Linked DNA regions of Homo sapiens: region 1 is linked to region 2. A link is a contact called in ENCODE Hi-C data. All regions are on one chromosome and are shown on one strand. The core of a region is the stretch at or near the end of the contact, and the rest is flanking DNA. Distances in the headings are between cores, read along the strand shown. Region 1 holds the start of KRTAP5-8 (keratin associated protein 5-8). Region 2 has its middle 75 kb from the start of DHCR7.

Evidence for each region. A loop is a pair of places that touch in the nucleus more often than their neighbours do. Pooled maps may share reads with other maps.
Region 1: a pooled map shows a loop between it and region 2 (4-fold over the local background). The contact joins the promoter of KRTAP5-8 here to the enhancer-like site in region 2. A Hi-C loop is called at or near these places in 4 of 37 single-sample maps with no recorded cell type and 2 of 50 pooled maps.

Annotation. Positions count from the first base shown.
Region 1 is chr11:71,535,817-71,541,953 of GRCh38, forward strand. It overlaps KRTAP5-8 (keratin associated protein 5-8), which reads left to right and starts at 2,209. Exons shown (of 1, transcript NM_021046.3): 1 at 2,209-3,393. The coding sequence starts at 2,240. The coding sequence ends at 2,803.
Region 2 is chr11:71,370,374-71,377,291 of GRCh38, forward strand. No RefSeq gene overlaps it. Among named protein-coding and RNA genes, the nearest start is that of DHCR7, 75 kb to the right of the region's middle. RefSeq lists a silencer at 3,520-3,569. Within about 2 kb of position 3,503, at least 3 of the 41 ENCODE cell types and tissues checked have a DNase peak (open chromatin) inside an H3K27ac peak, as active enhancers do.

The DNA.
Region 1 (6,137 bases), core at 959-3,458, 160 kb after region 2:
CCCTACAATAAAGTGGGCAAACAATTTTAACAAAACCTTTTAACAAGAAAGATGTGAAAATGACCAGTAAGTGCAAGAAAAGACCCTCACAAACATTAGTCATCAGAGAAACGCAGATCAAAATCCACATGAGAGGCAATTTTACACCCATCCGACGCCTCACATTTGAAAACCCAATGGCGGTACTGACAGGCCTGGGGCAGCGGACGCTCTCAGGCATTGCTGAGGAGAAGGGAAAGCAGCTTGAGCGTTTGGAAAGCTGTCTGTTTCTTAGAAAGTTAAGCATACACTACTCTATGGTCTAGCAAGGCCAGTCCTCAATATTTAACCAAAAAATTAAAACCAAAAACATGAATACGGAAGGACTGGAAGGCATGATTATGTGTTATTTATCATCGCCCCAAACTGCGAACAATTCAAATATCTATGAACAGGAGAATGGAGGAACGCCGTGGAGAGTATTTTTACACGAAACACTACGCGATGATTAAAAAAGAAGAATAAGGCCAGACGTGGTGGCTCATGCCTGTAGTCCCAGCACGTTGGGAGGCTGAGGCAGGTGGATTGCCTCAGCCCAGGAGGTCGAGGCTGCGGTGAGCCATGAGCGCACCACTCTGCACTCCAGCCTGGGTGACAGAGCAAGACCCTGTCTCAAAAAAAAAAAAAAGAAGAAGAAGAAGAAGGGCAAATCATTGACACACACAATAACATCGTGAGGGAAAGAAACCAGAGTACATTTTTAATGATTTCATTTCCGCGACATTCAATAGCAGGCAAAACTAGTCAGCAAAGCTGTGCCTGTAGTGATGGGCAGGAAGGGAAGGCCGTGAAAGTGAACCTTCTGGGGTTGAAGCAGTTGGTCATGGTTGGGGTGATGGGCACACGAGTACATGTTTAGCGGAACTCATGGAATTGTACACTTAAAGTATGTGCAGAGGCTGGTAGGCCAAGGCTGCAGTGAGCTAGGATCGCACCACTGCCCTCCAGCCTGGGCGACAGAATGAGACACTGCCTCAAAAAAAAAAAAAAAAAAAAAAAAAAAAAAAAAAAAATGCAGTCCGGGTGTGGTGGCTCATGCCTGTAATCCCAACACTTTGGGAGGCCGAGGCAGGTGGATTACTTGAGGTCAGGAGTTCGAGACCAGACAGGCCAACGTGGTGAAACCCCCTCTCTACTAAAAATACAAAAATTAGCTAGGCATGGTGGCACACGCCTGTAATCCCAGCTACTCAGGGGGCTGAGGCAGGAGAATTGCTTGAACTCGGGAGGCAGAGGTTGTAGTGAGCCGAGATCATGCCACTGCACTCCAGCCTGGGCAACACAGTGAGATTTAGTCTCAAAAAAAAAGCATTTCACTGCATGTAAATTTTACCTCAATATAAAATTAAAATTAATCTTCGGAAAATAAAAGTACATTAGAGAGGATGGCTAATCAAAATTTTTGTAGCCTTCAAGGAGAATAAATTTGAAGCATATCTGTTGATTTGTGGAATTTTTACAAAGACTTAATTGAGGAAAACTTGAAAGCATTAGAAAGGGTCCCGTTCCTCTGTTCCCTCTGTGAGCCCAGCTTGCCTGAAGGGAACGTGGGTCTAATCCGTGTCTGGAGGAGTGAGCCGAACCACAGGAAGAAGAGGTAAGAAAGACAAAGGAGAACCAGGGCCACACTCAAATCCACGCTCTTCAAAACTGTGTTTTACAAATTTGACAAAATATTTATCCTGGAAATTTTTAAGCGGTGGAACCTATAGACAGCCTTTTCTTTCAGCTTATTTTGTTAGTTTTAATTTTATTTAATTTTTTTACAAAATGACCACCGTTGATATAAACACCAATGCCAGGGGGTGGAGGGTCTGCATCGCTGAGGAGAGCCCTGAGCGCCAAGGAAAATGGTCCACCCGCTGGCCAAGCCACCACCGTCTCCCAGGCTCCCGGGACACCTGCTGGAGAGGGAGCCCAGTGTCTTCTAACAAAGGGAAACACCTATGAGGAAGAGGCCAAATTTAGAAACCAAGGAAAGGAGAGCTTGGCTGGAGCTGATGGCGGCTCATGGGATTGTGAAGAGATTAAAAATAACACTCGTGCATGTGAAATAGCAGAAACAACAACAGAAGTATTCATGTGTTCAGTATAAACACCTGGGCAGGGATATAAAGGGCCCAGGCTCAGGGAGTTCCACACCTGCACACCTCCCTCTCACCTGCTCCTCTACCTGCTCCACCCTCAACCCACCAGAACCATGGGCTGCTGTGGCTGCTCTGGAGGCTGTGGCTCCGGCTGTGGGGGCTGCGGCTCTGGCTGTGGGGGATGTGGCTCTAGCTGCTGTGTGCCCATCTGCTGCTGCAAGCCCGTGTGCTGCTGTGTGCCAGCCTGTTCCTGCTCCAGCTGTGGCTCCTGTGGGGGCTCCAAGGGGGGCCGTGGCTCCTGTGGGGGCTCCAAGGGGGACTGTGGCTCCTGTGGGGGCTCCAAGGGAGGCTGTGGTTCTTGTGGCTGCTCCCAGTGCAGCTGCTATAAGCCCTGCTGTTGCTCCTCAGGCTGTGGGTCATCCTGCTGCCAGTCCAGCTGCTGCAAACCCTGCTGTTCCCAGTCCAGCTGTTGTAAGCCCTGCAGCTGCTCTTCAGGCTGTGGGTCATCCTGCTGCCAGTCCAGCTGCTGCAAGCCCTGCTGTTCCCAGTCCAGCTGCTGTAAGCCCTGCTGCTGCTCTTCAGGCTGTGGGTCATCCTGCTGCCAGTCCAGCTGCTGCAAGCCCTGCTGTTCCCAGTCCAGCTGCTGTGTCCCAATTTGCTGCCAGTGCAAGATCTGAGGCTCTGCCTACAAATCTCAGCTGGTCCCACAGATCTGGGCTCTCCAGGAATGACTGTAGCTGTGTCCTGAATTCCTGAAGCACATCTCTGAGTCTGTCCTCCTCTGGACTAAGGCAGCCTAGCGTCCAGGGCTCAGTACTCAGCTGCTCAGCCTCTGAGGTCATGAGGGCTTCTGGCATGCTGGGTGCTGCCCATCAACCCTCCCAGAATCCCCTCTTCCTTTCCTGACCTCATCACTTCAACCTTCTCAGGGCTTCAAGATCCCACATCCCTGGGCCCCTCCTGTGAGCCTGCTGGAAACACACTGAAACTGGAATCCTCCGACCTGCTGCCGCCTCTCCCCGGTCCCTGCAACCTCCTGGCTCCTCCACCCTTCATCTTCATCCTGCCTGAGCTGCCACAGCTCCGATTGTTTTTGGAGTTGACCTAGAGGACTCAGAATTATTAGAGACCCCAGGATCCTCTCCTGAGGAGGAGGGGCGCCCAGTCTCCTCTTCTACCTCTGACCTGGCCTTGTTTCTTTCCCCAGGGCTTCGCCTTGTAAGTGCCTAGGCTGAATCTTCTAAATAAATACGATCCACACCTCCCACGAGTTTGCGTTGTGATTCTTTTGTTTCAACTTCTGTGTGATTAGATAAATGTACAATTTTCACAGAGTCGCACTCCCAGGCATTTGGGAACCCCCCGTTCCCTGCTGTGTGAGTTTGCTAGGGCTGCCCCACAAACCATGTGGCTTATGCAACGGGAGTGGATCGTCTCACAGTTTGGAGGCCAGAATCTGCCATCGAGGTGCCTCAGGGCCGGGTCCTCCTGAGACCTCCCTCCGTGGCTTACTGATGCCGCCATCCCTATATCCTCATGTGCTTGTCCCTCTGTGTGTGTCTGCGTCCTCATCTCTTTGTATAAGGACACAGATTAGATTAGGGCCTACCCTACTCCATTATGTCCACGTTTTAACTAATCACCCCTGTAAAGATCTATCTCCAAATAAGGTGCCATTCTGAGATACTGCAGTGAGGACTCCAACGTATGTACCAGGGGGCACAACTCAGCCGTGGTATCCACTTGGCTTGGGGCATCACCATCTTTCCCATCTTCCAGGATACAGAATTGGGAGGCCCCTTGGGCTTCTCTCCCCTACAAGTCGCCAAATCCCACAGCATCTCCTGGAAGACATCCTAAGACACCTCCTTCCTGCCTTCTTGTGACACCTCCCTACCTAGACCTCTGCTTCAGGCCCCCAACTGTCCCTTCCCTGCTGCCTCTGTCAGCTCGGGCTGCCAGAACAAAACCCACAGAGTAAGCCTGGAAGACGGAACAACAGACACCATTTCTCCCAGTTCCGGAGGCTGGAGGGCCTAGACCAAAGTCCGGCATGTTCGACTCATGGGGAGGGAAGGCAGGAGCTGGCGGAGGAGGAGGTGGGCTGCAAGGCTGGAGCCCCCAGACCCAGGCGTCTGTAACAGCAGAGCACGGGAGGCTGCTCGGGAAGCCACCTTCTCACAGGATGGCAGGCCGTGAGTGTCTGATGGAACTGTGACAAGAAAGTGAAAACTCAACAACACGGAATTTTTAGAATGTGCTTCTGAGTTTCTGTTTTAGTAAGTAAGGTTGACTAGACACTATTCACAACCTGGAACTTCTCAAAGGACATGGTGAAACCCCGTCTCCACTAAAAATACAAAAATGAGCCGGGCATGGTGGTGGGCGCCTGTATCCCAGCTACTCAGGAGGCTGAGGCAGGAGAATCGCTTGAAACCGGGAAGCAGAGGGTGCAGTGAGCCCAGACTGCACCACTGCACTCCAGCCTGGGTGACAGAATGAGATTCCATCTCTAAATAAATAAATAAAGTTTTAAAGTGCTGTATTTAAAACATATATTTTTTAAGTCACTGAGCTGTTGAAAAAATAAAATAATCCTCAGAGCCAACAAGCAAGAGAGAGCTGGACCCACAGAGGAAGGTGAAAGTCAAAAACGGCCTCCACCCTGTGGCTGGACCAGAAAGAGGCCCTCTCTGTTTTCTTCCACCTGTGGTATTGCTTCTGTTGTCAGCATGAATCTGAGAAAAACGTAGTTTCTCTACACTCTCACACAGAACACTCTCATTCCTGATGTGCGGGTTTTCCCCACACTACTCAATTTTCTGCCTCTTTCCACACTGACCAATTCTCTGACACCAGCTGGGTGTCCTGCAATTCACTCCCATCTTGAAACAGAGTTCATTTCAGATCCCACAGGCGAAGGGCTCAGTCCCACAAGACTGTCCCCACTTCAGAGGCTGACATGGTTTTCCTCTGTCCCCACCCAAATCTCATCTTGAACTGTAGCTCTCACAATTCCCCTGTGTTGTGGGAGGGACCCAGTGGGAGGTAATTGAATCACGGGGGTGGGTGTTTCCTGTGCTGTTCTCATGATAGTGAATAAGTCTCACGAGATCTGATGATTTTATGAATGGGAGTTTCCCTGCACAAGTTCTCTTATCTTGTCTGCCACCATGTGAGATGTGCCTTTCACCTTCCACCATGATTGTGAGGCCTCCCCAGCCAGGTAGAACTGTGAGTCCATTAAACTTCTTTCTTTTGTAAATTGCCCAGTCTCAGGTATGTCTTTATCGGCAGTGTGAAAATGGACTAATACAGATGCCAATCACGAGTCCAGCCTCCCAAGCTTCTAACCGATGGGCTATAAATCAGGGTTTACACTGATACCTGAAATGAGTGGCTGAGGCAAAGCTCTCTGTCCATCAAGGTTTACTAAGCCTGCTTTAAGGCGCACCTGAGAAAAATGCAAGATGCAGGCACATCTGTGGCTGTTTTCCCAGAGAGATTTTTGGGAAGTTTGGTATTTATACATTTCCTTAAAGGGGGGCAGGCAGGTAGGAAGAGGCAGGTAAGCATTAGGCAAATGATTGCATTCCTGTGAGACTTTAGTTAGTGCCCAGTAAATCTACATTTTACATGAGGTAAGGTGAACGTTTGAAGAGAAAAAGGGACTAAAGGAAGAGTCGGTTGTGCAGACCTCTCTGGGTAGATGGAGGAGGGACTGGTGTCATCTTGTTTTTGTTCTGCTTCTGGGAAGATAAACTCATAATCTATATGATCAGTGTGGAATGGAACACTTTCGTTTTAGGAGCTGGACTTGGATTGCAGGCCTGAAGTCACAACGGGCACATCCTTGTTGATGGCAGGACGCACTTCTTGAGAGGTTTTGCAACCAGCATAGCGCATATTTATGAGTGATTTGTGGAGGAAGTGTCCTGAGACACCTGAAGCCTTTGCCGTTTCCTGGGCCTGGCAAGCGAAACACACAGCAACACAGGCTGTGGAGGAACA
Region 2 (6,918 bases), core at 2,253-4,752:
GCAGGCCTGGCTGCATGAGGGCCTGCTGGGCAGAGCCCTGACCTCACAGGCAACCCTAAGTGCACTCCAGCACAGTGCTCCTTGGCTCACTACTCCTTAGTGCAGTACTTCTTGGCTCAGTACTCCTTGGCACAGTACTCCTTGGCTCAGTACTCCTTGGCACAGTACTCCTTGGTGCAGTACTGTTTGGCACAGTACTTTTTGGCTCAGTACTCCTTGGCTCAGTGCTTCTGGCCCAGCACCAGGTGAGGACCTGGTGCTCCCTGGAACAGTAAGTGCCTCTAGCATGGTGCTCCCTGTATTGATGGTCCTGGTCTGATGTTCCTTAGCCCAATGCTCCCTGCCTGGTGCTCTTTGCACAGTGCTTCCTGGTCTGCTGCTCCCCACAGGGGTTCCCCACCTTGCCACTGTCCTCCAGGTCCACTTATGGGTTTTGTAGGTCTCACTGCCCAGTCTCCCCATTCACTTGGCAGCCCCCAGCCCTGGCTGGAGGAGGGAGAAGTTTCCATCTCACAGAAAAATCAAGGAAAAGCGCTGAGGGGGAAAACAAGCTGGTGGTCTGCAACCAGTCCCTTGATATGATGCACCTGAACTTTGCATCAGCTTCCCTGGGAGGCCGCTTCACCCTCTTTCAGGGTCGAATCAGCCTCCTGCGAAAGGGAAAACGAAAATCTCCAGCTGGGCCTGTCAGCCAGCGGTTGGCTCGTGCTCAGCCTGGGCATGGGTGCCAGCTGGTGAGACAAAACCTGCACACGAGGCCTCTGAGTGGCCGCTTTGTCCTTCCAAGGAGAGCCACCTGCTGCATTCAGGTCAATTGCAGGCCTCCGAAAACATGACCTCGAGAACTTGTGTTTTCCTCACTTTCTCCAACCACGCAGCAGGGGCGAGCCTGCTTCCCGAGCGCAGCCACATTCTCAGACGAGATGAGAAGTGAGAAGAAACACAGCAAGCATGAAAACACACTCCCCACACTCCAGGCCGTCCATGTTTCCAATCCTCTGCCCAAACAAACAAAAATTCCTACAATTCCAGAGACGTCATGCAGTCTCTAACACCTGCACCAGCACAAAACTCTCTGCCTGACATTGGTTTTGAAAAACATACACTCAGCACAACTTAGACGCAGCCATTTGGGGGCGCTGCTTTTCTGCTGCTCTGAGATGGAAGACCTCTGATCTGGGGACACCTGGCAGGGGCCTGAACTTTCAGGACAATGGGGCACAGCTTCCCAGAGGTCAGTTTCCTTCAACTCTTCTTTTAGAGGAAGAATTGGATAATTTAATCGGTAAGTAATTTAAGACATTTAACCATAAAACCAACAGGTCTACTGTGGAGAGGAGTATCAACCTGCACACATTTTAAAGAGAGGACGAGAGATCTGAAAGACACGTCTAGGCTGTAGCAGCTGCTTTGTGCTCTCTACTCTCAGATCCCATGGAGGGGAGCAAGGCCTCCTGCTCCACCATTTGTGTCCTGACCCCATAGGGCAGCTCATGGAACAGCAGGAGCTGTGTCCCTAGTGTGAGTGTGGGTCCTAGAATGGCCCAGCACTACCAAGCTGGGTACAGAATTCAGGCCTCTTGGTTCCTGGTTCTCTGTCCTGTACCCTGCACTACCCTGCTGGCCTCATTAGGGATGGCTTTGCAGAGCTTCCCATCCCCCCTGAGTTTGCTGCTTCACCTGAGGGAGATCCAGCTTTTTCTAGTAGGCTGAGCCCCATTCTGCAACCATCAGCTTGTAAGAGAGGAAAGCTGCTTGCCCCAGAGCTCTGGCCTTCACTGGCCTCATTTGGCCAGCTCTATCCCAACCCTACCAGAGGGGCCCAGCTAGACTCGGGGGTGGGGCTGGGATGAGAGTGTGGCATTGCAAGGAGGCCCAGGGCCCCAGGCGAGCAGGACACTCTCCCCAGAAGCAGTAAAGACAGGCACAAATGAAGGAGGATGAGAGGAGTCTATGAGGAGACCCAGGGAATCAAGAGAGGAGGGAGGTTGGAGCCTGGTGGGGAGAGCCAGGCCTCGCAGGCACCAAATGATCCACTCTGACTGAACCTTCCAGTTACCAGGGCTATCTGTGGCATAGATGACCATTGGGATTACAAGGAGTCTGGGCCACTTCCCTGCCCTTTTGCAGGGCCAGCGAGAGAGCAGAGGGAGTGGGTGTGCATGTGCTGAGCCCTCCACTCATGTCTACGCATCTGCTCCTCCAACACCCTGGGAGTTGGTGTTGTCAGCCCATGTGGCTGAAGAAGAAACAGGCCCTGGAGGGTGAAGTGATTTGCATTACAGCTTGTCCATACTGAGTGAAGCTGGAATTCACACGCAGGCTACCTAACAAATAGCAAGCATCCTTTCAATCCCCAGCCTCTGGGCCACACTGGCAAGAAGGACAATGGGGATTGTTGCTACCAGCATACCTGCCTCATTGCCATAGTCTCTTACCACCATCTTCATTCCTTGACCATGATGGAAAAGTCTATTCTCAACCTCCTTTGGAGAATGGATTTTTACACCAAAAGCACTTGGAGCGTTAGCAACTACTGACCTCTTCTGGACTGAGAAGGCAGACCCAGAAGACGGATACCACGACATAGTCAGTCCCCTATGCCAAAGGCAAATTTCAGATGTGATGCCTTAGTTCCTTGAAAACAGGAAATATTTCTTCTATTTCTCCTGAAACTCTGCCTGGAGGCCTAGTAGAAATCTAGGCACAGAGTAGATGTATCAATCCCGCCACTTGGTGGCTTAAAAGAACAATTATTTATCAGGTAATGATTCTGTGGCCCAGTGACTTGGGCTGGGCCTCGCTGGTTCCTCTGCTTATTTTGGTTGGGCTTATTCATTCATCTGTGGGCAGCTGGTGGTCAGGTAGTTTCATACCTGCATTTGGCAGTTGGCTGCTGATTAGCTGAGAGTCAGATATAGTTACTGGGGGTTACTGGGCCATATGTCTTTTGTGCATCCGCCAGTTTGCATGGTGGTGGCTGCAGGATTTCCAAGAACAGCAAGAGAGGAATCCCAATGCACAGTTACTTTTTACCCCTTAGTCCATGGAACATTGCATCATGTTTGCTAATGTCCCATTGACTAAAGCTAGTCACATGACCAACCCATATTCTAGGGATGAAGAAGTAGTTTCCAGTTCCTGATGGAAGGGGAAGAATTTGTAGCCCTTTTCGCAGTCGCCACAGTTGGTGGTCACAGACGTTTCCTAGGACATTGTTGCCTCATTCTCTCTCCCCTCTTACCACCTGATACATAATTTCTGCTGTGGCCATAATAGCCTTAAAATGCAGTGGTTTTATTTCTAGGCTTTCTCCTCCTTATGCAGCAGCTAAGCTCCCCCAGGCAGGAATTACAGCAGGTATGTCTGTTTCCCCAGCTCCTAGCATAGGGTCCGGTGAATGCTTACTCAGTGAATGTTTATTAAACAAGTCATTGAATTGTTGAATTGAATATAAAGTGAAAATGGCTTCAGGTGAGCAATGTGTTAATTAGACCCAGGAACTGAAACTCCAGATGGGCAGAATGCAAATTAGAAGAACTTTTTAGAAGCACTGTATTACCACAAGTTCAGCGTGATTTGATTCCCCTCAAGTATTCTAGGACATCTGCACTAGTGCTAGCCCACCAGAACTTCCTGTGGATCACAAGTGGGTGAGGTTCTTAGCCTCTCTCGGATATTTGCCCTCTCAGGAAGCTGGTGGGAATGATGGAGTATCTCCCTGGGAAATGCATACCTGCACTATATCACTGGGGCTCAGTCTCAGAGAACAGGATGCACTGCAGCTAGTTTAGCAAGAAGGAATTAGTTTCAGGTTACGGGGGGCAAATAGAATCATTGGAGAGGCTGAAGAAATGGTTGTGGAACTGAATATTCAGGAACGACTTTGAAAACAAAACCGAGCTAGCAAAGGAGCTGCTTCCTCTTTGCCAACAGGAAGCCACCTGCTCAACTGGGAAGCTGTAGCTCCTCCTCCAGCTCCAGAATCAGGCCACCATCAGAGTCAGGAGATGGCCACTGTAGACGCCACCCAGATAGGGAAGCTGCTGGAGGAAGGGTCAACACCTCTGTGCGGGGGCTTGCCTGCAGGAATGCCAAACAGTGCTGGCAGAGCCTTTGTCCTGCAGGAGCGTTCAATTAGATACAGGTGCTTCCATTAGGAGCTTGCTGCAAGGGATTCTGGGAAATGCAGAACAGGGAGACACTGGGTAGGTTAGGATAGAGGGGAAGCCCTCTGATCTCCACCCTCGCTCACCCACAATTTCCCAATCTCAGCCCCCCACTATCCACTACAGTACATGGTAGTACCATCATGAACCCCAAGTTAACAACTTTATTTTAGTTTTAGATATGTGGCAGAAAAATAATTTTTTCAAATACTTATGTATTCCTAATGAGAACATTTAAAATCTACTCTCTTAGCAATTTTCAAGTATATAAGACATTGTTATTAACTATAGTCATCGTGTTGTACAGTAGATCTCTTGAACTCATTCCTCCTAACTGAAAGTGTCCTTTGACCAACGTCTCCTCAATCCTCCTCCCCTACCCTAGCCCCTGATAACTACCATTTTACTCTCTATTTCAATGAGTTTGACATTTTTAGATATCACATCCAGTATTTGGCTTTCTGGGCCCAGTTTATTTCACTGAATATAGTGTCATTCGAGTTCATTCATATCATTGCAAATGACAAGACTTCTTTCTTTTTTAGGGCTGAATAGTATTCTATTGTTTATATCTATACCACATTTTCTTTATCCATTCATCTGTTGATTGACACTGAGGTTGATTTCATAATTTGGCTATTGTGAACAATGAAGCAATCAGTGTGGGAGTGCAGAAGTCTCTTTGCCAAGTCGACAACTTCATTAATTCTTATGAGTTAAAAATCAATTTGGAATATTTTCTTAGAGAAAAACAGGCAGTACAGTGAGAATATGATCATTTGTTCTGAATTACAGAACTTGGTAGTGCATTAAGGAGAATGGAGTCAGGATTATGATTTTTGTTTGTTTGAGAAACAAACAAAACAAGTTCCAGTTACTTATCTTTCCATAGAGTCCCCTCTGTAGATGCCCGGGCTCCTGTTCACAGCCTTGGTGGAGGACATGGCATACGATGTGAATTATAGCAGATGCCAGCTTTTGTCCAAATTTGCCCAGAAGGAGAAAGGCAGGAGGAAGAGAGAGAATGAGAGCCCACTTTCAGACAAGTGCCAGTGATACTAATCAGGGTGCAGACACAGGGCTTTTGCAAAGAGGACTTGCCAAGGCTTGCAGTTGGCCAAGGATCACTGTGCTAGGGTTCAAACAGAGATAGGGCATGCTCCCAAGGGAGCCCCTGGTTTGGGTCAGTTCTTGGGAAAGACCAGGTTGGAGGAAGGCAGTTCTAGAACTTTCTACCCTATCTCTGAACACCTTAAAAATATTTTTACTCAACTTAGGTCCATCGGTTAAATAAATACAGTACCTGTTTCATAGCATAATCATGATTAATAAACACATTTTTTAAAAAATTCTGTAAGTGTTAACAAAGTATATCCTACTTTTGTGGTGGAGACTACCAGGAAGTATTTGCCTGTCCCAGTATAACCTAAAAAGACCACCGTAGAGATCCACAAGAAATGCTGGTCCCCTGATCAGCAGTGGCACCAACACCTGAGAGCTTGTTAGAAATGAAATTCTTGCTGATTGAGAAATGCTGGGGTGGGGCCCAGCCATCTGTTTTCAATCGACCCTCCAGGTGATTCTGATGGATGGTTTGGGAACCATTGGTTTATGCCAGCATCCCCCTCCCTGAGTTTGCTGAGAACTTTACCGCTTACAAAGTGTCTTGCATTTGCTGTTTCACACTCATTTGTATAACAGCCCTACTGGTAGAAATTGGGAAAAGGATAGAGATAGAGATAGAGCTAGAGATAAGGGTACGGATATGGATAGAGACAGAGAGGGATAGGGTTAGTGATAGGTAAAGGAATGAGATGAGGATAGAGTTAGGGATAAGACAAATAGGGATAGGGATTATCTTATTTCATTTTCTGCTGCTATAACAATACCACAGACTGGGTAATTTATTATATGAAGAACAAAGGTTCATTTGGCTCATGGTTCTGGAGGCTGAGAAGTCTGAGAGCATGGCACTTGCATCTGGTGTTATCCCATGATATAAGAGTGAAGGGTGGAAACAAGCACACAAAACAGAGTAAGCAAATGGGGGGATGAACTTATCCTTGTATCAGGAGACTACTCCCACAATAACTAACCCACTTCCAAGATAACAGCATTAATCCATTCATGAGGACAGAGCCCTGATGACCTAATCACTTCTTAAAGGCTCCACCTGTTAACGTTACTATTACAATGGAAATTACATTTCAGCATGAATTTTGGCGGGGGGCATTCAAATCACAACAAGAATAAAGATAGAAATAGGAATAGGGTTCAAGATAGATATAGAGATAGGAGTGGACACAGAGATAGAGACTGAGATAGGGATAGAGTTAGGGATAGGGATAGGGATAGAGAGCAAATTGTCACCTCATGACTGATGAGCAGAGGGGGTATCAGAGTGGTGGTGCAACCTCCCTGAAATCACACATCACATAATGAGCCAGGACTGGCAGTTCCCCTTTCCCCATTATTTCAACCTCAGGAAGATAGGGATTGTTTGAAATGAGGATTAAACCAATGGCTTCTCTGTGCTGTACAGAATTTTAAATGAAAATACAGGCTTCCATCCCACATAGAGTGCAGCAAAGTGGCTGCCATGAGCCTGAGATAATAACTTCTGCCATGACTGTGATGACTGGCTGCTCCTTGCTCAGGGTGGACCAGCACTTCCCTCTCCTCCTCTCATCTTCTGGCTGCTGAGTTCCATGGCCAGAGCCAACCATGTGGGTCGGCAGACAGCAAACTT